Regions from separate parts of the Homo sapiens genome. Here region 1 is linked to region 2. The links are chromatin loops, found by intact Hi-C in ENCODE. Cell type or tissue: OCI-LY7. All regions are shown on one strand. Links, peaks and the distances in the headings refer to the core of each region. The heading gives the core; the rest is flanking DNA. Region 1 has its middle 84 kb from the start of GNAQ. Region 2 overlaps LOC107987083 (a long non-coding RNA gene).

Region 1 (12,728 bases), core at 1,959-9,958, 250 kb before region 2:
TTAACTACTTATGAAGTTGACATGAAGAATTAGCCAGTATCATTTAGTGTTTGATTCATTCATTTAATAATTCATTTTTTCCTAGCTTACTGTAGATAAGATCATTACTTTTATGGTCAAATAGACTTTGATTCAAGTCTTGGTTTCTCCACACACTAGATAAATGACCTTGGAAAGTTAAATTATTGACCTATTTGTGGCTCTGTTTTCTCATTTCTAAATGAAAACAATAATATTATCTTCATCATAGGGCTATTGAAGTGTGTTTTAGATTTCTCTAGAGAATCGAAAGAATGTATATATATAGTGTGTGTGTATATACACATGAAAAGAGAGAGAGAGAGGACATAGAGAGAGGCAGAGAGAGACAGAGAGAGATTTATATTAGGGAATTGACTCTCATGATCATGGGGCTGGAAAAGTCCAAGCTCTACAGGGTAGTCCAGCTGGCTGGAGACTCATGGAAGAACAGATGTTGCAGTTCTACCTAGGGGTAGATCAGTCTTTTTCCTAAGGCCTTCAACTGTAGATGAGGCCAACACACGTTGTAGAGGTGAACCCATGTTTGTTACTCAAAGTCTACTGATTTGAATGTTAATGTCATCTAAAGAATACCTTCCAGCAACATTCAGATGTGTTTGACCAAATATTTGGGCACCACGGCTTAGCCAAATATACACATAAAATTAACCATCATGAAAGCAGTACTGATAATGCAGGTAGCAATTTTCCCACAGTGTCTAACACGGGAAATAAATAATAAAAATTAGCTATTATTATTGATGTAGTTGCTATTTTTTTTTTTTTTTTTTACTTTTTAATGAAAATTTCCACCCTTTCCAAACATACCCCCAAAACACACTGGAGATAGTGGTTAATGATCTGCATCAGTTAGCCCTCAGAGCTGCAGGAACCTCCACACCCACTCCCTAACCTATGCATGTTAAACCATGTTGTAGATAAGCTCTTCCCTTTGGGGAACCCCATTGTCTTTTACTTTTTTATTTTTTTTTATTTTATTATTATTATAGTTTAAGTTTTAGGGTACATGTGCACAATGTGCAGGTTAGTTACATATGTATACATGTGCCATGCTGGTGTGCTGCACCCATTAACTCATCATTTAGCATTAGGCATATCTCCTAAAGCTATCCCTCCCCCCTACCCCCACCCCACAACAGGCCCCAGAGTGTGATGTTCCCCTTCCTGTGTCCATGTGTTCTCATTGTTCAATTCCCACCTATGAGTGAGAATATGCAGTGTTTGGTTTTTTGTTCTTGCGATAGTTTACTGAGAATGATGATTTCCAATTTCATTCATGTCCCTACAAAGGACATGAACTCATCATTTTTTATGGCTGCATAGTATTCCATGGTGTATATGTGCCATATTTTCTTAATCCAGTCTATCATTGTTGGACATTTGGCTTAGTTCCAAGTCTTTGCTATTGTGAATAGTGCTGCAATAAACATACGTGTGCATGTGTCTTTATAGCAGCATGATTTATAATCCTTTGGGTATATACCCAGTAATGGGATGGCTGGGTCAAATGGTATTTCTAGTTCTAGATCCCTGAGGAATCGCCACACTGACTTCTACAAGGTTGAACTAGTTTACAGTCCCACCTACAGTGTAAAAGTGTTCCTATTTCTCCACATCCTCTCCAGCACCTGTTGTTTCCTGACTTTTTAATGATTGCCATTCTAACTGGTGTGAGATGGTATCTCATAGTGGTTTTGATTTGCATTTCTCTGATGGCCAGTGATGGTGAGCATTTTTTCATGTGTTTTTTGGCTGCATAAATGTCTTCTTTTGAGAAGTGTCTGTTCATGTCCTTCGCCCACTTTTTGATGGGGTTGTTTTTTGTTCCTTGTAAATTTGTTTGAGTTCATTGTAGATTCTGGATATTAGCCCTTTGTCAGATGAGTAGGTTGCGAAAATTTTCTCCCATTTTGTAGGTTGCCTGTTCACCCTGATGATAGTTTCTTTTGCTGTGCAGAAGCTCTTTAGTTTAATGAGATCCCATTTGTCAATTTTGGCTTTTGTTGCCATTGCTTTTGGTGTTTTAGACATGAAGTCCTTGCCCATGCCTATGTCCTGAATGGTAATGCCTAGGTTTTCTTCTAGGATTTTTATGGTTTTAAGTCTAACGTTTAAGTCTTTAATCCATCTTGAATTAATTGTTGTATAAGGTGTAAGGAAGGGATCCAGTTTCAGCTAGAGAGCAGTGGTTGCTATTATCCTTTATTGAATATCTACTTTTTTTGGTTAGGTTAGATTCTGAAGGCATAACAACTCACAAGATACAATCTGTCCTTGTCTAAATGTAGATCTGATAAGCTACCTGATCATTACAATAGACTGTCCTGAATACCATAAGAGGGAAAAATATGGGTGCCATGAGAATACATAAAAAGGGCCTCAAATGAGAATAGGTTGAAGGGTAGAGATAGCTCAGCTAAGATCAAAACGATAGATGGATGAAAGAAGATGATGATGCAACTGTATGTTGAAAAAACAAGTACAAGGAACTAAAATGAGAAAGAGCATGGCCTACTCAAAGAACTGTAAGTAGTTAATCATTTTCTGGGGTATAGAATGAAAGAGGGAGGTGAAGACGTAAAAGTTGAGAGATTGACAGGGTTACGCCCAGAAAAGGCTCTTACCAAGGCAAGCAGTGTGGATGTTATCTTGAAGCCAATGATGACCTAAAATATAACAGTGATGTTGAAAATGGAAAAAAGAGACAGATTTGGGAGATATCAATAGGTGAAATGAGTAAGATCTAATGATAGATTAAATCTTAGGCATGGGGAGATACTGAAACTGAGGAGTGAGCTGGGCTATGTTGAGATGCTCCTGTAACTTTCTTGGATACAATGAAGAATATTTTAAAGACCGTTGAAAGATCTTGAACCAGTCATTTACACTTTCTGTTCATTTCACTTATCTGTAAAATGCAGATGTTGGACTCAATGCTCTTCGTAAGGTCTTGTCTTACTTTAAAATTCTACACTCCTGTGACTGCTCTTTAGTTTTGTATGTAAATATATTTTTTTGGAAATGTTTTTTGTACCACCAAGTTAACAAACTGTAAAGCAATAAATGGCATCATCATATTGGTATTTAGCGATGATTTTGCAATTATTACAGGATGTCACAATGAGAAAGATCAGGAAATTAGATAACACATGCTAGTATCTTTTATAATGTTTGAATTGTAAGAAAAATAGGGGTGGTTGACACTGCAGATGTAAAAAGATTAGTCAAATTTTAGATAAATTGTTCTAACTAGAATCAAAGTTGATAAGCAAATTTCTATGAACAGTGAAACAGACAGTTCGTGAAAAAAAATACATGGGAAAGAAAAACAAGCAAACGTATTGTTTTTTCTAATGTGTGCTTGCAAAAATTGTTGAATGCTCTGGTTTCTAGCACTTGATTTATCTTTTATGATACTTTAAACCTCATGTTTGTTCAACAATTTAAGTCTATTTGGTCAGTTAATAAAGGTCCTGCAGCATGTGAGGGAGAAGATGAAATTAAATGAGAGTTTGAATGGAAAACCAGTTCAGATGGTCATGGTGTTCCTCCTCAAACTGAGCTTGAATCATTATTTAGGAGTCTTTTTGAACAAGAACTGAATAGAGAAGAGATTTTTCAGAGATAACCTGGTACAAACCAGTTGAAAATGGGTTGATAGGCTGCTAGAGTTCTTTTGACCTGAAACACTTCAGGAACTAAACACAAGGCTATGATTCAACTCTCTGATCTTCTAGTAGTATCCTGGGAGCAAATATATTGCATCTTTTTTATTTTTTTTCTTTTGAGACAGGGTCTGTGCTCTGTTGCCCAGGCTGGAGTGCAGTGGTGCAATCTCAAGCTCACTGCAACCTCCGTCTCCTGGTTCAAGTGATTCTCCCACCTCACTTGATTCTTGTGCTTCAGCCACCCATGTGGCTGGGATTACAGGCATCTGCCACCATACTAGGCTAATTTTTGCATCTTTAGTGGAGACAGGGTTTCACCATGTTGGCCAGGCTGGTCTCAAGCTCCTGGCCTTAAGTGATCCGCCCATCTCGGCCTTCCAAAATGCTGGGATTACAGGTGTGAGCCATTGCACCCAGCCTATATTGCACCTTAAATAACACATTTGGGGTTAGTTATCATTATTTAGTTGGGCCTACAGAAAATCATTAGAAGACATTTTGTCGAAAATTCAGAATGCATGTTAATTTAGGTGAAACTAAAGGGGGAGGAGAAGTATACCTTGCTAGATGGCATCTCGAAAATAATCAGTAAATTTAGTTCCAAATGGTTTTCTCTCATTTCATTGCACCTAGTTGTGTAAATAATCATCACAGACCATATTAGTAGCTCTAATTTTCTTGGTTTTAGGAGGAGAACCTGTGTTCAAGCTTCACTTTGACCAAGTGTGTCATGTAATTATCAATGTCTGTTGTAAGGGCTAAGAGATTCATCTAAGGGCTAGATGAATTTGATAAAATTTTTTGATCCCACAATAATAACCACAAATAGTATTATCTGCTGGGTGTGGTGGCTCATGCCTGTAATCCCAACATTTTGGGAGGCCGAGGTGAGATCACTTGAGGCCAGGAGTTCAAGATCAGCCTGGGCAACATAGTGAGACCCTGTTCCTACCAAAAACAAAAACAAAAACCCCACAAAACCCAAATAATATTATATTTGTCATTTCATTAAATTAATAATTGAATGCTGATACACATTCTCTTCTGATTTAAATCTAAATTTGAGAATTACCTTTTCCTTAAAAGTGTTTTCAAAGAATCCTTTCTGCTATACAGCTATAACTCTTTTTTTGATGTGTTGAAATTACAGATCAAATTTTTTTCTAATAAATGCTACCACAATGCCAGTTTACTTAAGCATTTAATTAATTTTAGCTATCTTATGACTCCAAGGCAATAAATGAATTCAGATAACACTAGGATTGGCAAACCAGGTTAGATTTACCCTGAATAAGAATTGCTTTACATGTTCTAGAGCAGGGTTTCATGAAAAAGGAAAAAGAAATTGCTTTACATGATTTTGCTGATGTCACACGCAATCTTTTATTTTGATATTTTATTGTAATCCTTTAAGGACAGAGACAATGCTTATTTTTCAAAATTTGCTACAAGTATTCATGGAATTTGAAGTCCCTATTGGTGTCTAAATCAAGAAGAGTCAGCCAAGCGAGGCATTTATCCAGGTGCATTCATGCCAGCGTCTGAGGTCAGGGAGAGGGGAACAAACTAGAACTGAAGTTGCTTCCTGAGTTGACAAGGAAAGGAGAGGCTCAGAAGTGTAAACCCAAACTTAAGTCGTGAAGAATGTAGAGGAATGTCAGGGAAATCAAGGTAAGTGAGCAAGTCCAAAGAGCAGGAATAAGGAATAAGACAAACAGAAAAGGACAAATCCAAGGCAAAAAGCTGAACTGAATGGGAGCCAAGTGGGAGCAAAGGCAGACCCTGTTTCAAAGGTGGGGCACATCTTTTCAAGCATAAAAAGGAGCTTAAGGACTCATGTATCTTTATGAGTTCTAAGGTAAAACACTCCCAAAGAGGTCCAAGAGTGTGTTTGCCTCACTTCTATCTTATTTATAATCCCTTTTCTCCTTCCACTAGAACTCTGTTCCCTAGTACAGTGACTTAAATTCATCCTTGGTGTCCATTTTTTCCTTGACCTATATCCACCTATAATTTGTCCTTGACCTATATCCACCCCTAGGGGGGGATAGTGAGGTGGTGAGGGAAGATATAAAACTTTCAGTGCTCCCTAGGGGTTTGCATGTGGGGCTAATGTTCCCTTCTATTTTGATCTTTCCTGGACTAACCCAGCTGCACTGTAGACCAACCGGAGTTGACCTTGTTGCTACTACCCCACAAAGGAATATCAGCTGAATGTCAGAAGAGAACAGCTTTTTCTAACCTGTACCATCGGTCTCCTTGTTTATCTGACACCAGCGGCTTGGACAACTCAGGCTCTCAAGTCCATATGTGAATGATGCTTTAATGTATCTGAAATATGCTTTCGAATGTGACTCACTTCAAGTCACATTATGGACTTCAAGCCATATTATGCACTAAACAAAGGAGGCCCCCCAGTCTCTTTCCCATCTATTAAGCATAACAAAAAATTACTTTATTAGATTTTATAGCGAAACAATACATTGTATTCATGAGTATGATGCTATAGTATTAAGATAACTCAGTAACACACCCACACATACATGTCATTAATGATTCCATTTCTCTTTATCATAGAAAAATAAAAGTTTTACAAAAGGCAGAGGAGTTCCATTTAAACACCAAATTTTCTTCTTGGAACAGCTCTAGCCAGGGGGTCCTTCCATTAGAAACAAGTAGCTCTTTCAGAATCTCCAGTGTTAGAGAATTCCAATTTTAAGTCTCTCATGCATATCACTTTTCTAAAAGTTCACAGTATCAACTGAACACATAAAATATCATAACAACCCATACCCATAAAATTTAAACAACACAAAATTAGCCACAGCATAAGTATGAATCTCCTTAGACCAAAGTGTTTCAAAATATGTTCTATAGAAATTAAGGAATTGCTTAACAAGGATGATATGGTAGCTACAAGCAGAGTGGCATCCCCCCAAAACTAAAGTAGCCCCATATTTAAAAAGCATTTTTTTATATTGGGGCTCCTCAGAAGATTTCATTTAGAAAATAGGTTTCACTCCCTTTGCAAAACTTTGAAAACTGTTGCCTTATAAAACGGTGTTTTCCAAGTTGAAGTAGTGTTCCCAGACTCCAATAAATGTCTCATAATTAAGAATCACATTGCTGTTATAGCTGTTGACCTTGAAAGGGAGGGAGTGTGAGAAGGAATAGGCAGAGAAAAATGAAGAGAAAAAAAAGAGGAAAACTTCTTGGTTTTTATTCACCAAGTGCTATCAGTCAAAGCCATTTGCCCAGTGACCATTACCTGTGAACTTAAAATGCAAGTGGCTACCAAGCAATTTCACCCCTAAATATTTATCTAAGGGAAGAGAAAAACTAAGTCCACAAGAAACCTTGTATGGGAATGTTCATAGTAAATTTTTTCGTAACAGTCCCAAACTGGAATCAGCCCAGATGTCCATCAGAAGGACAAACTAATACATCTATACAATGGAACAATTTAGCAATAAAGAATAAAATACTGATACACGCATCAATATGAATACATCTCAAAACTATTGCATTGAGTGAAAAAAGCTGGACCAGACACAAAAGAGTACATATTGTATGATTCTACACATTAATTTCTGGAATAAGCAAATATGTTAGAAAAATATCTGAACAGTTGTGGCTTCAGAGAATGGGGTTACTGGGAAGGGGTACAAGGAAAATTTCTACAGTGATGGAAATGTTCTGTATTTTGAGTGAGGTGTGGATTACATAAGTATATATTTGTCAAAACTGATGAAACTGTACTTAAGGTTTGTGTATTTCACTGTATGAAGGTTTATCTCAGTAGACAATTTTAGGGGCAATTACTCCACTGAAAAACTATATATGGAAAAAATAAGAAAATCTCTTTATGAGCTCAGAGTAGAAAAGTATTTCTTAAACAAGACAAAGTTCTATATAGAAAATATTGAGAAATATCTATCAAAATTAAAAACTTATGTGAGAAAGAAACTTACAGAAAAGGCCAATTCAGAAATGAACAACAAACATTTAAAAGGATGCTTGATCTCACTAGTAATCAGATGAATGCCAGTTTCTAAAAAAATCTATTTCATACCTATTGTATTGGCAGTAATTTCAGAGTCTTGTGATCTGGTGAAGCTGTGGGACTGTAAATCATACTGTGCTGTGGGATTGTCAGTTGGTTCAGCCATTTTAGTAAAAACACACATCCTACTACCTAGCCACTGAATTTCCATTATGTATCCTAGACAAACTCTTACATGAGCACAAGGAATGTGTACAAGGATGGTTATTGTAGCAGCATTTGTACTCCTGAAAAATTGATTCTACCTTAATGTCCATCAATTAAGAGATGGAAGTAGTATACTCATATATTGCAATATTATATGGCAGTTAAAAGGAATAAACTAGATCTATGCATATCAAGATGAATAGAGCTTAAAACATGTAAAAATAAATACTATGTTATATGTATTTAGTGACACAATTTTTTTTTTTTTTTTTTTGAGACAGAGTCTCAGTCTGTCACCCAGGCTGGAGTGCAGTGGCCTGATCTCAGCTCACTGCAACCTCTGCCCCCCGGGTTCAAGCGATTCTCCTGCCTCAGCCTCCCAAGTAGCTGGGATTACAGGCGCCTGCCACCACACCTGGCTAATTTTTGTATTTTTAGTAGAGACGGGGTTTCACCATCTTGGCCAGGCTGGTCCTGAACTCCTGACCTTGTGATCCAACCGCCTCAGCCTCCCAAAGTGCTGGGATTACAGGCATGAACCACCATGCCCAGCTGACACATATTTATACCCAAATGTGTAAAAGCTGCATCAGAAGGATATGCACAAAAATCTCGAGATTGGTTATGCCTGGGGCGCAAAGAAAGGAAAAACAAGTGGAGTAATATTGGAAAAAGACCTTATATGAAATATATTATCAAGAAATAACTGGAAGAATTAGACAAATAAATGAATTTTGATTCATTTCTCACACCATGTACAAAAATTAACTCAAAATGAATCAGAAACAGGTGTTGATTCTGAATGTGAGCTTGGATTAGGGAAATAGTTTCAGATCTGATACCTAAAGCACAGCCATAAAAGAAAAACAATCAATAAGTTGAACTTCATCAAAATGCAAAACTTTTGCTCTATGAAAGACATTACAAAAAGACGGGCCAGGCATGGTAGCTCCTACCTGTAATTCCAGCACCTTGGGAGGCTGAGGCAGGCACATCACTTGAGCTCAGGAGTTTGAGACCAGCTTGGCCAACATGGCAAAACCCTGTCTTTACTAAAAATACAAAAATTAGCTCAGTGTGGTGGCATGTGCCTGTAGTCCCTGTAGTCCCAGCTACTCGGGAGGCTGAGGCAGGAGAATCATTTGAACCTGGGAGGTGGAGGTTGCAGTGAGCCGAGATTGTGCCACTGTACTTCAGCCTGGGCGACAGAGTGAGACCCTGTCTCAAAAACAGAAAAGAAAAAAAAAAGAAAAAGAAAAAGAAAAGAAAAGATAAGCCACAGACAGAGAAAAAATATTTGTAAAGCACTCTTCTGACAACAAACTTGAAGCCAGACTATATGAAGAACTATCAAAACTCAACCAAAAAAAGACCAAGTTTTTTTTTTTTAAATAGCAAAGTTTTGAACAGATACTTCACCAGAGGAGATATATTGGTAGCCAATAAACATATGGAAGGTGCTCAACATCATTAGTCATTACGGAAATGCAAGTTAAAACCATGATGAGACAATGCTACACTTACTAGAATAACTTTAAAAAAGAACCTGACAATAATATCAAGTGCTGTTGATGATGAGAGGCAACTGGAACTCTCAGATATTGCTGGTGGGAATGCACAATGGTACAACCTCACTGGAAAACCCTCAGGCAAAGAAATGCAGGTGCTGCTGTTGAAATCAAACAGCTTATGAGGAAGTGGTAAGGGCAAGAGAATATGGGTGGAGTACCCATAGTATCTGTTAATACTCCCACGTAATGAGTTCTTCAGTTCTGAATTTACTGAGAGCTCTGTCAGGTTCTTGTAAGTTGGCCAAGTCAACCATAAAAATTCTATTGCTTTGCATTTTTTACAGTGCAAGTCAGTTTCTCAATCCTGACTAAGAAACACAAGAAAGGAGGAAAGATGGGGCATTTGCCTGCAATGTCAGATACAACCAAGCCAAAAGCCTACACCCCAAAGCCCTGTGTATTTGGAGGTGAGCCTGCCCTGGTCCTCCAGGAGGATATCCAGGGTCGCCCAGACCAGATTTTGCTTTCTCACCAAGGAATGTCGCCCACCACGAATAAAAGATGCCTTTGCAGATTGAGGTTCCGGAGTGTGAGTTTATCAAAGAAGGAGCAGGAAGAAGGAAAGAAGGGAAAAAAGAAAAGCCCCCACATTTCTGCCAGCGCCTCATGCAGCTTACTAGCTCCTCTCCCAGGGCCTCCAGGAGGCTCTCTTCACATGGAAGGAGGCTGAAGAGCAGGTCTTCCAGCAGTTTAAAGTCTCTGGAGGAACTTGTGCCACAATCCATGCCTCCTCTACCAACTGAACTCTCAACTGGGTCTGTTGCCTTCTGCCAAATGTTATTTACATCTCCAGGAGACATAAATATTGGTCACAATGCCTGTGAATCTTGAAATTCTATTCTATTCTATTCTCCCACCTACTATAGTAAATTCCAGACAGCGATAGGCAAAAAAGAGCCCTAGGCAAGGGCCCACTTTATTCCATCTCTTTCCTTGGACAATTCTATTAGGTAACAAAAGAATCAACTTTATTAGGTATAATAGGCATGCAAGAAAAACATTTATTTAAAATGCACATCAGGCTGGGCGTGGTGGCTTACGCCTGTAATCCCAGCACTTTGGGAGGCCAAGGTGGGTGGATCACCTGAGGTCAGCCTGACCAACATGGAGAAACCCTGTCTCTACTAAAAATACAAAATTAGCCAGGTGTGGTGGTGCATGCCTGTAATCCCAGCTACTCGGGGGGCTGAGGCAGGAGAATCGCTTGAACCCAGGAGGTGGAGGTTGCAGTGAGCTGAAATCGGGCCATTGCACTCCAGCCTGGGCAACAGGAGAGAAACTCTGTCTAAAAAAATAATAAAATAAAATACAATGCACGTCAATGAGATTTAACAAATATATATCTCTGCATATAAGTCCCACTACAATTAAGTGATAGAGCACTTCCATCATTCCAGAAACTTTTTCTCATGCCCTTTGCAGCCAACCTCTGTCCTAGGAAACAACTGCTCTGCTTTCTGTTACTATAGCTTAGTTTCAACTTTTCTAGAATTTTTCATCTAAATGGAATTATATAGTATTATGCTTTTGTGTCTGACTTCTTTTGCTCAGCCTAACTTTTGGAATTCATTAATTTTAGTGTGCATTAGTAGTTCTGCTCCTTTTTACTGCTGTGATATTCCACATCATTCTTTAATATAAAGACAACTTTTCACCTCTGGATTAAGAGCTAGACCTGCAATAGCAAACTTAAATGCCTAGAGAAGACAGGCCCATAATGCAAACGAGAAAAGGGGTCTGGTATAAGAAAATTTATTTTTAAAAACACTACTCCTCTTGTTATATCCTCATTTTCTAAAGAAATGCTTCGTTTTCTTCAACTTTAAGGAAAATAGGAGTGTATGTATGATGATAAATAGCAACCGACACCTGACTTTGGGGAGAACAATAAAGAATGAAGGGGATGGTGGCAGATTCCAGAGTCCACACCCATCTAAAGGAAGCAGCTTTGCCGTATAGGAACACGGGGCCAGGTTTCACATCTTCTTATTGTTCCAGAGAAGCAGGAAATCTGGGTTTGTATGTGAAATCTCCTGAGTTTTAAATGTTGAAAACAAATTCAAATTTTATTAAAGCACTGGATGGGCCAATTCTGTTCAGGTCAAATAAAACAAATCTGGGGGCCAGATGTGGACTGGCAGGCATCACTTTGTGTCCTCTGATGTCGACAAACTAAAAGCAAGCCCAAGCCGCCCTCTCCACTGTGCTTTTTGTAGAAACATCTTGGTCCTGCTGGGACCTCCCAGTCCAAGGAAGCACCAGGGATGGCTTACCTCACTGGCTACATGGAAGAGAGGAAAAAAGGAAGAGCAAAACTCATTTCAAGGTCCCAAGAAGAAGAGAGGAAGAGAATATTTACTCCAGGCTAGTTATTATTTTTACCACCCTCCTGCCCCATACTAGAGCATCATGAGAATACATATATTCGAATCACCTGGGGTGGGAAAACAGGTTCCCTTCCGATTTATTTGATCTGTTGGGCCTGCTGTGGTCTTGCATTTTAACAAGCTCCTCGAGTAACTCTTATCCACACTGAAGTTTGACACTCGCTGCATTGGGTTTTCCAGTCTTTGCTACAAAATGGTTCAGTTGCCAATGAGAGTTCATTTTGTCCTACATCTAAATTTGAGTTCCCTTTTGTAGGAAAAGTAATGGGGAAGAAGGGAAGGCTTTGAGCGCCCCCTTGGGGCTAGCTTGGTGAGTGAACAGCTTTATAGTGATAAGTGATTTTTCAGAGATGTTAGGAATAAAAATAATAAATAGTATACTATTTATTATTATAATAGCCCATACTAGCATTAGGTATTGTGACTGGCAATTCACATATAGTATCTTATTTAAGCCTATCAGGCAGACACTATCATTACCTGCATTTTATTTTACTTTATTTTTATTTTTATTTTTGAGACAGGGTTTCACTCTTGTTGTCCAGGCTTGAGTGCAGTGGCACAGTCTCGGCTCACTGCAATCTCCACCTCCCAGGTTCAAGCGATTGTCCTGCCTCAGCCTCCCGAATAGCTTGGATTGCAGGTGTCTACCACCATGCCCGGCTAATTTTGTATTTTTAGTAGAGATAGGGTTTCGCCATGTTGACCAGGCTGGTCTTGAACTCCTGACCTCGGGTGATCCGCCCGCCTCGGCCTCCCAAAGTGCTGGGATTACAGGCATGAGCCATTGCGCCCAGCCTTTATTTTATTTTTTAATGAATAAAAAGCTTTTAATTGGAAATTCTTTAAA
Region 2 (12,728 bases), core at 1,945-9,944:
GGCTGAATTTTCTGCTGTGCTCCGTGACTCACTGGGCTGATGTCAAGGTATTGGCCAGGGCTCTGGATCTCATCTGGGGCTTGGAATCTTCTTCCAAGCTCAGTAGCTGTTGGCAGAACTCATTTCCTTATGGTTGCAGGACTAGAAGCCGTTTCTTGCTGGCTGTCAGCTGGGGTGCTCTCAGTTCCTAGAAGCCACCCACCTTCCTTGCCCCACAGACCCCTTCATCTCTAAGCCAGCAATGGACACTCTCCCCTCTACTTTGGCCCCTCCTTCCACTGTGATTCTCTCTGACTGGCCTGTCTCTGACCCCTAACTCAGGTTTCAAGGGCTCCGTTGATTCCATCAAGCCTATGAGGATAATTGCTCTACCTTAAGGTCAACTGATTTGGGACCTTAATTACATCTGTAAAATCCTTTCAGAGTAGCACCTAAATCAGTGTGGTTAAATAATTTGAAGAAGTGTGTCTACACCGGGATATGCCAATCTTGGAGGCCATCTTAGAATTCTGCCTAACACATTCACCAATATGACAAGTTGCAAGCTTTGCTTACCTGTCTGTGCTGGACCTACCAAGTCTTCTCCCTGTGTCTTGTAGTTATGTAGACAGAGGAGATCAGCAACCTCCATCTGACATTAAAAGTGCTGCTTCTTGAAGAGGGAGGGAAGATATAGCTCTGACTTTATCCTTCAACATGAGTGATGTTTCATGGCGTTTGGAAGATGCCCTTGTAAGTCAGTTGCCTGTTAAGACACAACCTTAGTGAGTTGACCACTAGTGAGCATTAAAGGCTTTTTAAAAATGGTATTATGGGCCGGGCGTGGTGGCTCATGCCTGTAATCCTAGCACTTTGGGAGGCCGAGGCGGACAGATCACCTGAAGTCGGGAGTTTGAAACTAGCCCAGCTAACGTGGTGAAACCCCTCCTCTACTAAATATATATATATATGTATATAAAATTAGCCAGGCATGGTTGCGGGCGCCTATAATCCCAGCTACTTGGGAGGCTGAGACAGGAGAATCGCTTGAACCCGGGAGGCAAAGGTTGCAGTGAGCTGAGATTGTACCACTGCACTCCAGCCTGGGCAACAAGAGCAAAACTCTGTCTCAAAAAAAAAATGGTATTAAAAAGGTATTATGAATGGTCTAAGATAGGGGTCAGCAAACTACAGCCAGCCACCTGGTGTTTTTTTTTTTTTTTTTTTTTTAGACGGAGTCTTGCCTCACTCTGTCACCAGGCTGGTGTGCAGTGTGACCTCGGCTCACTGCAGCCTCTGACTCCCTGGTTCAAGCGATTCTCCTGCCTCAGCCTCCTGAGTAGCTGGGATTACAGGCGTGTGCCACCACACTCAGCTAATTTTTGTACTTTTAGTAGAGACGAAGTTTCACCATGTTAGCCAGGATGGTCTCAATCTCCTGACCTCGTGATCCGCCTGCCTCGGCCTCCCAAAGTGTTGGGATTACAGGCGTGAGCCACTGCGCCTGGGAGCCACCTGTTTTTATAAGTAAAATATTGGATAACAATCATGCCTATTCATTTGCAAATGATCTCTGGCTGCTCGTGTGGCACTACTACCAGGTTGAGTACTGAACTCAACTCTCTGACAACAGAAAAATACTCTCTAGCCCTTTACGCTGGTGACTCGTGGTCTAAGACCATTCCCACAGTTGCCTGATGATAAGTATCACCTGGATCATTTGTTAACAAGACAATTTCTGGGCCCAGTGTAGACCCACTGATTCAGAATCTCTGGGGCGAGGGAGAGGGGTGGGGGTGGGAAGCTGTGCTGAGCAAGCTTCGCAGGTGATTCTCATCACCACGGAAGGAGTGGTCTCAGGTGTGCCTTCCTGCCAGGTGAGGGAGAGCCTTTAAAAGAGGAGTAGAGCTCCTCTACTCCTCTTTTAAAAAGAGCACAGACTTTTTTTTTTTTTTTTTTTTCTCTTCTCCTTCTCACTGTCTGGGTCTGCTTCTCAGCACTGCCTTGTGAACGATCACCATCTCAGGTAAGTTACATTTAATCCTCGGTTTATTTACCTCAGAAATGAGGATAATGATGTTTAATTGTTAGCATGCACATATATGCAGAGGGCCTAATACAAGGTCAGTGCTTAATATTGGCAACCCTCAGTAAGAGGAGAAGCACAGTATACACATCAGATGATCCGAAGGCAGCAACCACTCATGGATAAGATGAGCCAGGCTAAGTCTTTACAACAATACTCCACGGTGCATAAGCAGCTCTGTCAAAAAGAAAAACTTCCTATAAAGCAATCTTATTACAGAGTGCTTCCAGGACAGCAGAAAGCCCCTTAGAAACTCAAAATTCCCTGCAGACCACTGAATATTGCAAGAGGTCATAACTGATTAGGATATAACTGAGTTTGCAAAGGAATACTTAATTTTGTGATTGAGAACCCTGGTACTTAGCAGGAAACCTTTTCTTCCCCCCTATTTCTGAGGTTAATGCTTTTAGAAATCACTGCCTGATGAGATCATGCAAATTCAGCCATCTGTATAGCTGTTGAAAGAAAGTTTTTAGATAAATTGCTATGCCTTTGCCACATAAATCCTCATAAGATACAGGACTCCAATAATACTTCAAGTTACAAGGGAGTTTCATATTTTACTAAAAGGGGGAAAAATCAATCTTGAATCTCTTAGTCCAGTGACCAAAGAATCACTTCATTGATTTTGTTCAGCTACTCAGGTGGGTGTACAATTTATCCTGATCTGATCTTATCTGATTTAAAGTTTACTTTTTCTGGGAAGTATTAATTTGAGTGTTATATGGATAGTACTGTAATACCAGACCCTCTTTACGGCCACTTTGCACAGCTTATATAAACATCCCAGGATAGAGTTTCGTTTTAATGTTTTCTCAAATTTAGAATTTGTGTTGGCTGCAAGTTATTCCCCTTTTCAACAGAAGAGGGAGGCAGAGGCTTGTCTAATAACTAAATAAATAAAATACAATAAAAAATAGTGTACCTAAGAACCAGGCTAGAGGGAAAGGGATCTGTACTCTTTTTAGGGAATCAGGTAAACAAGAACAGGATGAATTCTGCCAAGCATGATTTAGATTTTAAGAAAAAAAAATTGGAAATTGAGTGTTTTGCTGATTTAATATTTCAATTTCAGTTTCTAAAAAAGTACCAGCTGGTATTATGCTCACTGCCTGGGCAACAAGATCATTAGAAGCCCAAACCTCAGTCTCATGCAATATACCCACATAACAAACCTGCACATGTACCCCATGAATCTAAACTAAAAACCGAAATATGTAGTGTGAATCCTATTTAGTGAAAAGCAAAACATAGACGATAACACACTGATAAATTAACAGCAATTATTTCTGTGTAGTATTTTTGGTTAAGTATTTTCTATATAATTTTCAATAGTTTCCAAATCTATGAGAATAAGCATGTATTCTTTTACAACCAAAATAAACTCTGCAGAGGGCAGGGGGAGGGATATTCACTTTTATGAAATGCAATGTTGGGATCTTGCTAATACCCTAAAACATAGCGGGATGGACACAGGGTACTTCAGGGTCTGATAACTCCCTAAGCAAACTGCTGGGCAGCAGGCCACCTGGCTGACTCTGGGCTAGCTGCTACAGTATTTCTTTGCTGTCATTCCAGGGGAAAAGCTAGAGATGCTGACCGCAATTAGCTGCATGAGTTCCTGCTGGGATTGTCTGACTCTAGGAGATTCTCTTAGACTAATGTCTCCTGGGCAGATGCCCCACCCCAACTCCCAAAGAGTTCCTGTGGTTCACACCTGGTGCCATTCAGCCGCCAGGCCCTGCTTAGTAAGCCCCCTAGAAAGGCTGCAGTTAATTAAAAATTCAGAGGGGCTGCGCCTACCTAGCCTACCTAGTGAGGCAGCCGTTGGGGCTAGAACTTTATCACCTGTGGGCTTCTGTATCCTATAGTTTCCAAGGGGAGGGTGGGGAGGGAAGATGCAGGTCCTTATTTGATGGGAGAGGTGAATATTTGGGTTTTGGGCTTGTTTCACTTCAGAGATTCACCCATTCAGACACATAAGAGAATATAAGTTTTATTTTTTATGTTTTGTCCCTGGCATCAGAAAACTCTAGGAGATAGAGGCATTGGAGTCAGCTGAACTGGGCTGAGTTTGATGCCACTTGCCAGCAGTGTGACCTTGGGATTTCTGGTCTTTCATCTGTAGAATGGAAATTATAATACCAGTCTTGTCATCCTCAGAGATTATTGTGAATAGCCAGTGAAATATGCGTATGAAAGTGTTTTTGAAATGACAAAGTACTGTGTATAATGTGTGTAGGGGATGGTGTCCCAGATTGAAGTTAAATGAGATCCAGGACTGTGATAGGTCACAAGAAGAGGGGAGGCAGGGCCAGGACTACCATGGAGCAAGCAGGGTGGCCAGGGTGCAAAATTTGAGGAGGCACTTCCTTACAGGGGTGGTCATATGCCTCCTCTGAGTGGGCAAGACCCTGAGAGTGAGGGTCTTGTTAAATTTATCTCACCCACCCTACTCCTGGTCCTGAGTGTAAGTAAAATCTGTGCCTATTAAAATTACAAATGCAATATATGTTCATTGTAGCAAAGCCCACTATACCTAATTTTGCAGAGGTGTGATCACTTGGGCAGTATCTTAGGCCGCCCTCCTTGCATTTTTTTGTTTTGTTTTGTTTTGAGACTGAGTCTTTCTCTGTCGCCCAGGCTGGAGTGCAGTGGCGCAATCTCGGCTCACTGCAACCTTTGCCGTCCGGATTCAAGCGATTCTCCTGCCTCAGCCTCCTAAGTAGCTGGGATCAGCGGCATGCACCACCATGCCCCGCAAATTTTGTATTTTTAGTAGGAATGGGGTTTCATTCACGATGTTGGTCAGGCTGATATTGAACTCTTGACCTCAGATGATCAACCCACCTCAGCCTCCCAAAGTGCTGAGATTACAGGCATGAGCCACCACGCCCAGCCTTCCTTGCATTTTTTATCCATTTGCAATGTTAAGCTAGGCTTCTTGCTCTCACTTAATGGGCAGCACAGAAACATGCAAAAGAAACACAAATCTGATCACAAGACCTCTGTGGGTGTTCTAGATCTTTGTTATAGATTTACTTGCGGACTCTGAAAGGATCACACGGTGCATGACACAGCAAAATTTACTTAAACCCTACTTTACCCAGCTTTCTCTTCCCTGGGCCGAGTCTTGTGGCAGTTGCTCCAAGATCTCCATTTCCTCTCCTTGTAAACGCTCTTAGGTACCTCTTTTTCTCTACCTCCTAGCTAGACGCTACCCTTCATCCACTAGCTCCTCTTTCATGTTGTTACGTGTAAAACCATCTGGCCAGTCCAGGACTCTAACACTTGTTATTATTATCTCCCAAATCACTTCTTGAGGGATCCAAGTGGTAAGGAAACACTTCTCTTTAGGGATGGGGAAGAAAGGAGAAAGGTTGTCAATACTTCGGTAGGTTTTGTTCTGGACATGAACACGTAGCTATGTATATCTACCTCACCGATTTTTAAAAATGGGGCCACACTAGGCCAGGTGCAGTGGCTCATGCCTGTAATCCCAGCACTTTGGGAGCCCGAGGCGGGCAGATCACCTGAGGTCGGGAGTTCGAGACCAGCCTGGTCAACATGGGGTAACCCCGTCTCTACTAAAAATACACAAATTATCTGGGCATGGTGGTGCGTGCCTGTAATCCCAGCTACTTGGGAGGCTGAGGCAGGAGAATCACTGGAACCTGGGAGGCGGAGGTTGCAGGGAGCTGAGATTTCACCACTGCAGTCCAGCCTGGGTGACAGAGTGAGGCTGCGTCTCAAAAAAAAAAAAAAAAAAAAAAAAATTGGGCCACACGAAACCTAATGTCTTCTGATTTGCTTGTTCCATTTAACAATGCATCTTAGAGATCTTCTGTAGCAATATTTACAAGCCAACCTCATTGTTCTTAACAGCTGCCTATATTCTGGAGTTATTTTAACCATTTCTGTACCAGGAGATGTTTCTGTTGTTTCTTGTTTTTCACTCTTGCAAATAATCTGCAGTGAAAATCCTCCTACACTTTGTTTCCTTGCTCACTTAGTTTAATTTGCTAGGTGAAAGAGGATGCAAATTTTAACAGCAGATTATGGGAGGGGCGATTGGGAGCATAGCATGGGATTGATCTGTCCCTGGTATTTTTCTTCCTGACCCATCTCCACTGGATTCATGTTGAAAAACCGTTTTCATTTATGGCTGAGGGGTTGTAAGTAAAAACTGGGGGAGCTATTTTTCTAAAAAAAAAAAAAATCCTCAGTAATATATTGTAGCACAAATATTACTTGGGAGTAATAGCTCAGAAGAGGAATGAGGAGTTTCTGCCTATTACGCCAAGTAAACCATCCTGTAACTTTAGCCAAGCTGGGGTCCCAGGTCTGGGAGTGTGTGATGAAGTCGTGCAGACACAGCGCCACCCAGTGGCTGTCTGGTGAGGACGGGATTGTTTGCAGGGATGAGTGCAAAATCCCTGGGAACTCCTAGAGATGCCGGAGAGGGCATTTTACTGGAGGCTGAGGTCCTGCTTGAGCAGCAGGGAAGATTGGAGCCAGTGACATTTGGGTTATTGATGAAGTGACTTCATATGTAGCCATAGGCTTGTGCCTGAGGCAACTCAGGTTACTGTTGCTTTTGAATGCATTTGCATTTTATGTCTCACACAGTATCTACGTCTATTGGAACAAAATAGTGGCACTGTATGGGAGCGAGTTCTTCCTTGCTCTCTAGGCAGTGCTTATATGACTTCAGAGACCTCTGCCATAACTCTGTGGTCCATAAATTGGGAACGACTGAGATGGGATATTGAAAAGCTGAGTGCAAATGAAATCATTAACTCAATGTCAGGGGGAGCATGCTTTTGAAAGGAATCCTACAGTGAATTCTCATCATGCTGAAGGAACTCCCTGTCGCTCATACTCAAGATCCTAGAATGCCTCCCCGATGTAACAAATCAACTTCACAGGCAGCTTGTTATCCTTTCTTCCACTTGAAGGTCCCACCCTATAAGAGCTCTATTTCCTACAGCTCTGGATTAGGACAGGTGCGGTCTGTCATTGCTATCGGGCCAACTCTATGCTTATTTCTGCTTCTCTTAGTTTCTGTTTTTCTACCTCTGTGAAATGCCGCCTGTGACCCTTTAGTAACTCAAAGCCTACCATATTTCCATGCCCTTGTTAAAGTCCTTCTTAAGGCTCCCAGAAGTCCTCTCAGCCAACTTGGTCCGAAGTGACCTTTCCTTCTGCAAACTCCTCATTCTTTGACCTTTGGTATCATAAGTTTGGCATGTTACTTGTCTTCTCAGCTAGACTCTAAATTCTCTGAAGTCAGTGATGTTTAATGTCATCATAGCTCCTTGAAGCAAGGTGCTAGACACAAAAGAGTGAAATAGTATTTAACTTATTGTGTAACAAAGAATAGCAAACCTGAGTGATTTTTCTGGTAAACTTGGCTCTTCATCTATTGGATCTGCTGCAAGTACATTTTAAAAATCTTTATTGTCTCTCTCTTTAATCCACCCATTCATTCATATATACGAAGTGCTATTTACATGCCAGGCACATCCCTATTTGGCAGAGAGTGGAGAAAAAACCTTGATATTTTTATAACTGTGACAAATGGGCAGCCTGTGCTCTGTGGACAGGGAGGGCCCTGACGACCCACCAGCAGTGGCTTTGAAGATGTCTGTTTCTCCAGTTGCGTTTGTCCTCTATGTTCTTACCTGTGCCCTGTAGATCTGCGTTAAATGCTTGTAAGAGGCTGGACAAAGCTATGGGGCATGGACTTTCACTACTTTCACTTTCAATGGAGATGTGTTCCTGTGAAAAGCTTGCCCATCGCTGTAGAAAATCGAGCCAGTTGCTCATAAAAGCTGAGCTAGTCTGCCTGGAAGAGGGATTGAAAACCCAGACCACCTTGATTGTGTGTCTATATTCTCGCCCTAGAGCACTGCTTGGGAAGTATCTGTTGAACGAGTGGTGTTCATACTTCTATTGGTGGCGACCATGCTTACTCCGCTTTTGGTTGACTTTTTCTACGTGAACAATATTTTGCTAGCCTCTGGGTTAAGAGTAGTTATTTAATGCACACAGACCAATAGGCAACCGCTAAATGGTAGAAGTTTAGGGGATGTACTATCTTGGGAGGATTTATACCAATTACTCAACTGCCTGAATACCAAGTTCCTTCCTATTAGCTTTATAATAAGATAAACTAGTTCTCACATTTATCCCAAGAAGACAGGCTTATCCATATCATCTATATTTTAGCAGGCAGTACCAAACTTCAAGCCTCCAACACATTTTAAATCTTGCCATGTTGTATATTTTAAGTATCATTAAAAAGCCACTTTCTTACTTTAAAAATATGTGTGCAATATATTTTATGAAACCTATAGCAAGTCTATGAAAAATTGATTATTTTTTCCATAGGGATATGTTCAAATGATTTTCATTCTGCTCACCAAATGAAAAATCTAGCTCACATTATGTCCTTTATCTTATTTACTCCCTCTCCTGTGTATATAATCACCATGTTCCCAAACAAAGAGAAATGGGTTACTGTGTTTGGGTAGCCAAATAATTTCCTGTATTGGGCAAAGGAGTTGATGCAGATCTAAACTAGGAAGCATGCATTTCCCTTTCAGATGCCTTATTTTCCTATTCTGTACCCTCTTCCGGCCAACTCTACGTGGGCTGGGTCAGAGTATGCGATGGGGGTGCTGTAGTGAGTGGCAGGCAACTGTGGCTGCTGGTGGAGCGAACACATGATGGAAACATCAGTCACTGCAGGACTCCAGGAAGATGCAAGGAGCTTCACAGACAAAGATAAGAATTGTTCTGTGCTTTAGTCAGGATTATTTCTTAAAAACGTGTGCCAGGGCACAGTGGCTCATGCCTGTAATCCCAGCACTTTGGAAAGCCGGGGCAGGCAGATTGCTTGAGGCCAGGAGTTTGAGACCCGCATGGGCAACATGGTGAAACCCCAACTCTACTAAAATTACAAAAATTAGTGCGGTGATGCCCTGTAATCCCAGCTACTTGGGAGGCTGAGGCAGGAGAATCGCTTGAACCTGGGAGGCAGGTTGCAGTGAGCCGAGTTTGCACCATTGCACTCCAGCCTGGGCAACAAAATGAGACTCTGTGTTCCCATTTACCTTCTGTGGTGCTCCTTCCTACAGGCTGATCATGGCTGAGGTTGTCTTCCCTAGTATCCACTTTCTCCCTGTTCCTTGGGGTCAGAACCATGGCAGGAGGTATCACCAACAGCTCCTCTGTACCTGAGTCTCTTCCCAACTGTTCCCCACCAACTCTTCCATCCGAGAGTCCCGGGTACTTGTAAAACCCTCAGGACAGACAGAGGGTAGGGGAATTGGGCAGCTTGTCAGAGTGACAGTGAGATGAAGATCAAGTCTCACCCATAGCTAAGGTAGGAATCAAAAGAGCCTTTGGAGCTGGGGTACCAGTTGAGTGCACCACCTTTGTTTCACAAATGAGGATGAGACAGGCAATGAACAGAGGCTCAAGAGACAGTTGTGATAATTTCTGAGTACAGGGGAATAGGAGAGTCTAGGGAAATGGGATTTAGCAGGCAACGGGAGCAGGAAATTGGACATCGTGATGTCTGGCGTGCCAGTGCCTGACCCAGTAAGCCGAAGAGTGGAGTCAGATGTGACTGGAGTGGAGGATTCAGGGGGTCACTTAAGCTGGGGCCACATTGTGGAAGATCTCAAGAACCATGATGGGGAGTTATAAATGATCTATGCATGGAGGGGCCCCGCGGGTTTTTGAGATTGAGATTTTTGAAGGCATGATCTGATCTGAGGCTTTGGAATCACCATAAAAAGAATTTAGAGGTTGTCCTGTGTTGTGGTTTTAAACGTGTACTCTGAGGAACCGCCTTAGGGGCTGCTCTTGTGGAGGTGGTGAAAGGATCTGGGAAAAGCCAAGAGGCTAGGATCTTGGGCCCCTGCTTGCGCTAAATCAGGCAGCCCTGCCCCTGTTTTTCTTATCGAGCTGCCAGGTAAAATTTCTTCTTTTTCTTGTGATAAAGAACATAGAAGGTAAAATTTACCATCTTAACCACTTTTAGTTGTACAGTTCAGTAAAGCATATTCACATTGCTGTGAAACAGATCTCTAGAACTATTCCACTTGCAAAACAAACTCTATACCCTTTGAATAACCACTCCCCGTTCGACCCTTCCATCCCAAACCCCTGGTAAACCACCTTCCTCTTTTGTGTTTTTATGAATTTGGTCGGTCATGTAAGATTTATTTTGAAAAACAGTGCTAGAGCTGAGATGGTTGGAAAGCCATTGATCGATCATCCTACCCCGCTTTCTCCTGGCTTTGACAAAGAGAAGGCTGAGGTCCCGGAAGCCAAAGTGGCCACCTTGTGATGAAGACGTCATGCACACAGATACTTAAACCAGGGTGCCAGGAATCTAGGTTCTGTGTCTACAGTTTTGTAGACTAGGTTCTGCTGCTGTGTGTGTGATAGTCGTCAAGCAGCCGATTTAACTTGGTGCCTCGGTTTTCTTATCTGTTAAAGGATGTGACAGTAACAGCATCTCCCTGATAGACTTGTTGTGAGGATTAAGCCAGGTAATGTAAATAAAGCACTTTCAACCGGGCCTGGCACTTATATAAGTGTTTGCTGTTATTAAGTGACTTCCTGGCACAGCATGGCTCCTTATGAAGAAAGCTGTTCCTATGGACCTATAACCAGTGCCTGTGCTGCATGCTCTGTCTCCTGAGTCTTTCACCTAACACTGAATAGATGGCTTTGACTCAACCTGCCTGCCTTCTACATAGCCCTGTTTCTCATCTGGGGCATGCCACTGATGTCAAAGGATGCTCCATCAAGACCTTAATTTTCAAGGGGAAAGTGGTAGAGGACACATCACATAGCACAGGAGGAATGGACATCCTGTGACATTAATCTGAAAAGTAGTTATGGAACGCTTTAGATAAGGCAGTGGCTTAGGTGCTGAGGATACTGAATGAACAGACCAGGCAAAAGTCCCACTGTCATAGAGCCTGCATTCTAGCAGGGCAAAGCTTTGCAATGCAGACCTTTCAATAAATGAAATGCTTTTCTTGGACTCGTATGCCCCAGGAAGATGAAAAGTTTGCATAAAAATGCTCAGATTTGGAAATGGAACACTTTAGACTTATTGCTATAGTGCCTCTGAAAAGTGGTTTGTAAAAATAGATACTAAAAATGATGCAGACATACTGGTGCTCTTAGGTTGAGACAATTTTTCAGGTACAAAGTTTCCAAATCGATTTATCTCAAGTTCTGATTCAAGGGTTGTGTATATAGTACAGTTTGTCATCTTTAGAACTTGGTGAGGACAGCATTAGGCTTGTTTTACTTGTGCTTCAATCAGATGTCAGGAGGAATGTGGGATTCCACCTGCCGATGCCTCTCCGGGGCTTCATCCTTTCCTCCTCAATATGAGCAGATGACATTCAGATACCCAGCAGCAGAAGCAGAGACGGTGTGGGGACTAGTTTTGTTGGGGAAGAAAATAGGAATTGCCATTAGACTAGGATGAACTGAAGCTCACCTGTCACAGGGTGGGGACTATTCTGTGAGGAAAGAAAGAAAAGAATGGTCACACAGAGCACTCAGCTGCTTGTGAGTCCCCTATGCCATGTGCACTGCAGCCATTGCTATAAAGCACAGCACTTCCTTCCTTGGATCCTACAAATGCTTCATTTGTAGACACTTCCCAACACCGTGCTTCCAGGTGCCACTGCCAGTCAAGGCTGGTGGGTGATGTGCATCTCATGGACCATCAGGAGCTACTGGTGGCCATTAAAGTCATTAGACACATGGGAGCTATGACTCAGAGACCCATACAGCCTATCATTACCCCCACTTCTTTCTCATGAAGTCTCCCCTATTTTGTTGAGGTAGGGGTGGAGATCCCTTGACCTTAGGGAATAAGGGCTCTTTTTCAGCCCTAGGGGATGGCTTAGGGAGGTCTAGGCCAGTTGTAGTAGTCCCATTTCCTTTTGCCAGCCTTTTGTGCAGCTCTAAGTGGCTACATGACACTGGCTGCTGAGTCCCTTGGCAGTTTCTGGGAAAGACTTCTTTTTCTGTTTCTTTTTTTTTTTATTATTATTTTGAGACAGGGTCTCACTCTATCACACAGGCAGGAGTGCAGTGGTGTGATCTCAGTTCACTGTGCAACCTGCATCTCCCGGGCTTAAAGAATCCTCTCACCTCAGCCTTCTGAGTAGCTGAGACTACATATGTGTGCCACCATACCAGGCTAATTTTTGTATTTTTAGTAGAGACGGGGTTTTTGCCATGTTACCCAGGCTGGTCTCAAACTCCTGAGCACCTCCTTGCCTTGGCATCCCAAAGTGCTGGGATTACAGGTGTGAGCAACCATATCCAGCTGACTTTTTAATTTCTCAGATAAAAAGGCATAAAAGTTATTTTTTGAGGAGAAAGCTTTTTGCCCACCCTTTTCTTCTAGTGTAGCACACTGTTACAATGATACAATGCCCGGAGCAGTAGCAGCCGGTTTGCAAACCTGAGTTATCAAAAAAAGAAAATTGGACAGAAGCTAGTTGGATCCCTGAGACTAGATTATCACTGCATCTGGGCTGCTTTCTCCCAGATTTCCTGTTACATGAGACAATTGGGGATGTCTTTGTCATGCCAGTCAGGCTCTCTGTCACTG

The links. Hi-C counts contacts between places; a loop is a spot of excess contacts. Peaks named below come from ENCODE experiments on the same cell type or tissue, not always from the same donor. Only the 100,000 strongest peaks of a DNase experiment are listed, where the experiment ranks them.
Region 1: a loop joins it to region 2, with 2.8 times the contacts of the local background. A loop is called at or near these places in 2 of 110 quality-filtered maps.

Annotation. Positions count from the first base shown.
Region 1 is chr9:78,109,542-78,122,269 of GRCh38, forward strand. No RefSeq gene overlaps it. Among named protein-coding and RNA genes, the nearest start is that of GNAQ, 84 kb to the left of the region's middle. In OCI-LY7, for the core only: CTCF peaks have their summits at 5,745 and 5,948; a DNase peak (open chromatin) is centred at 5,780.
Region 2 is chr9:78,363,372-78,376,099 of GRCh38, forward strand. The region is part of intron 1 of LOC107987083 (a long non-coding RNA gene); the gene reads left to right. Among named protein-coding and RNA genes, the nearest start is that of PSAT1, 73 kb to the left of the region's middle. In OCI-LY7, for the core only: CTCF peaks have their summits at 2,925 (motif pointing right), 3,126, 6,455 (motif pointing left) and 6,658; a DNase peak (open chromatin) is centred at 6,430.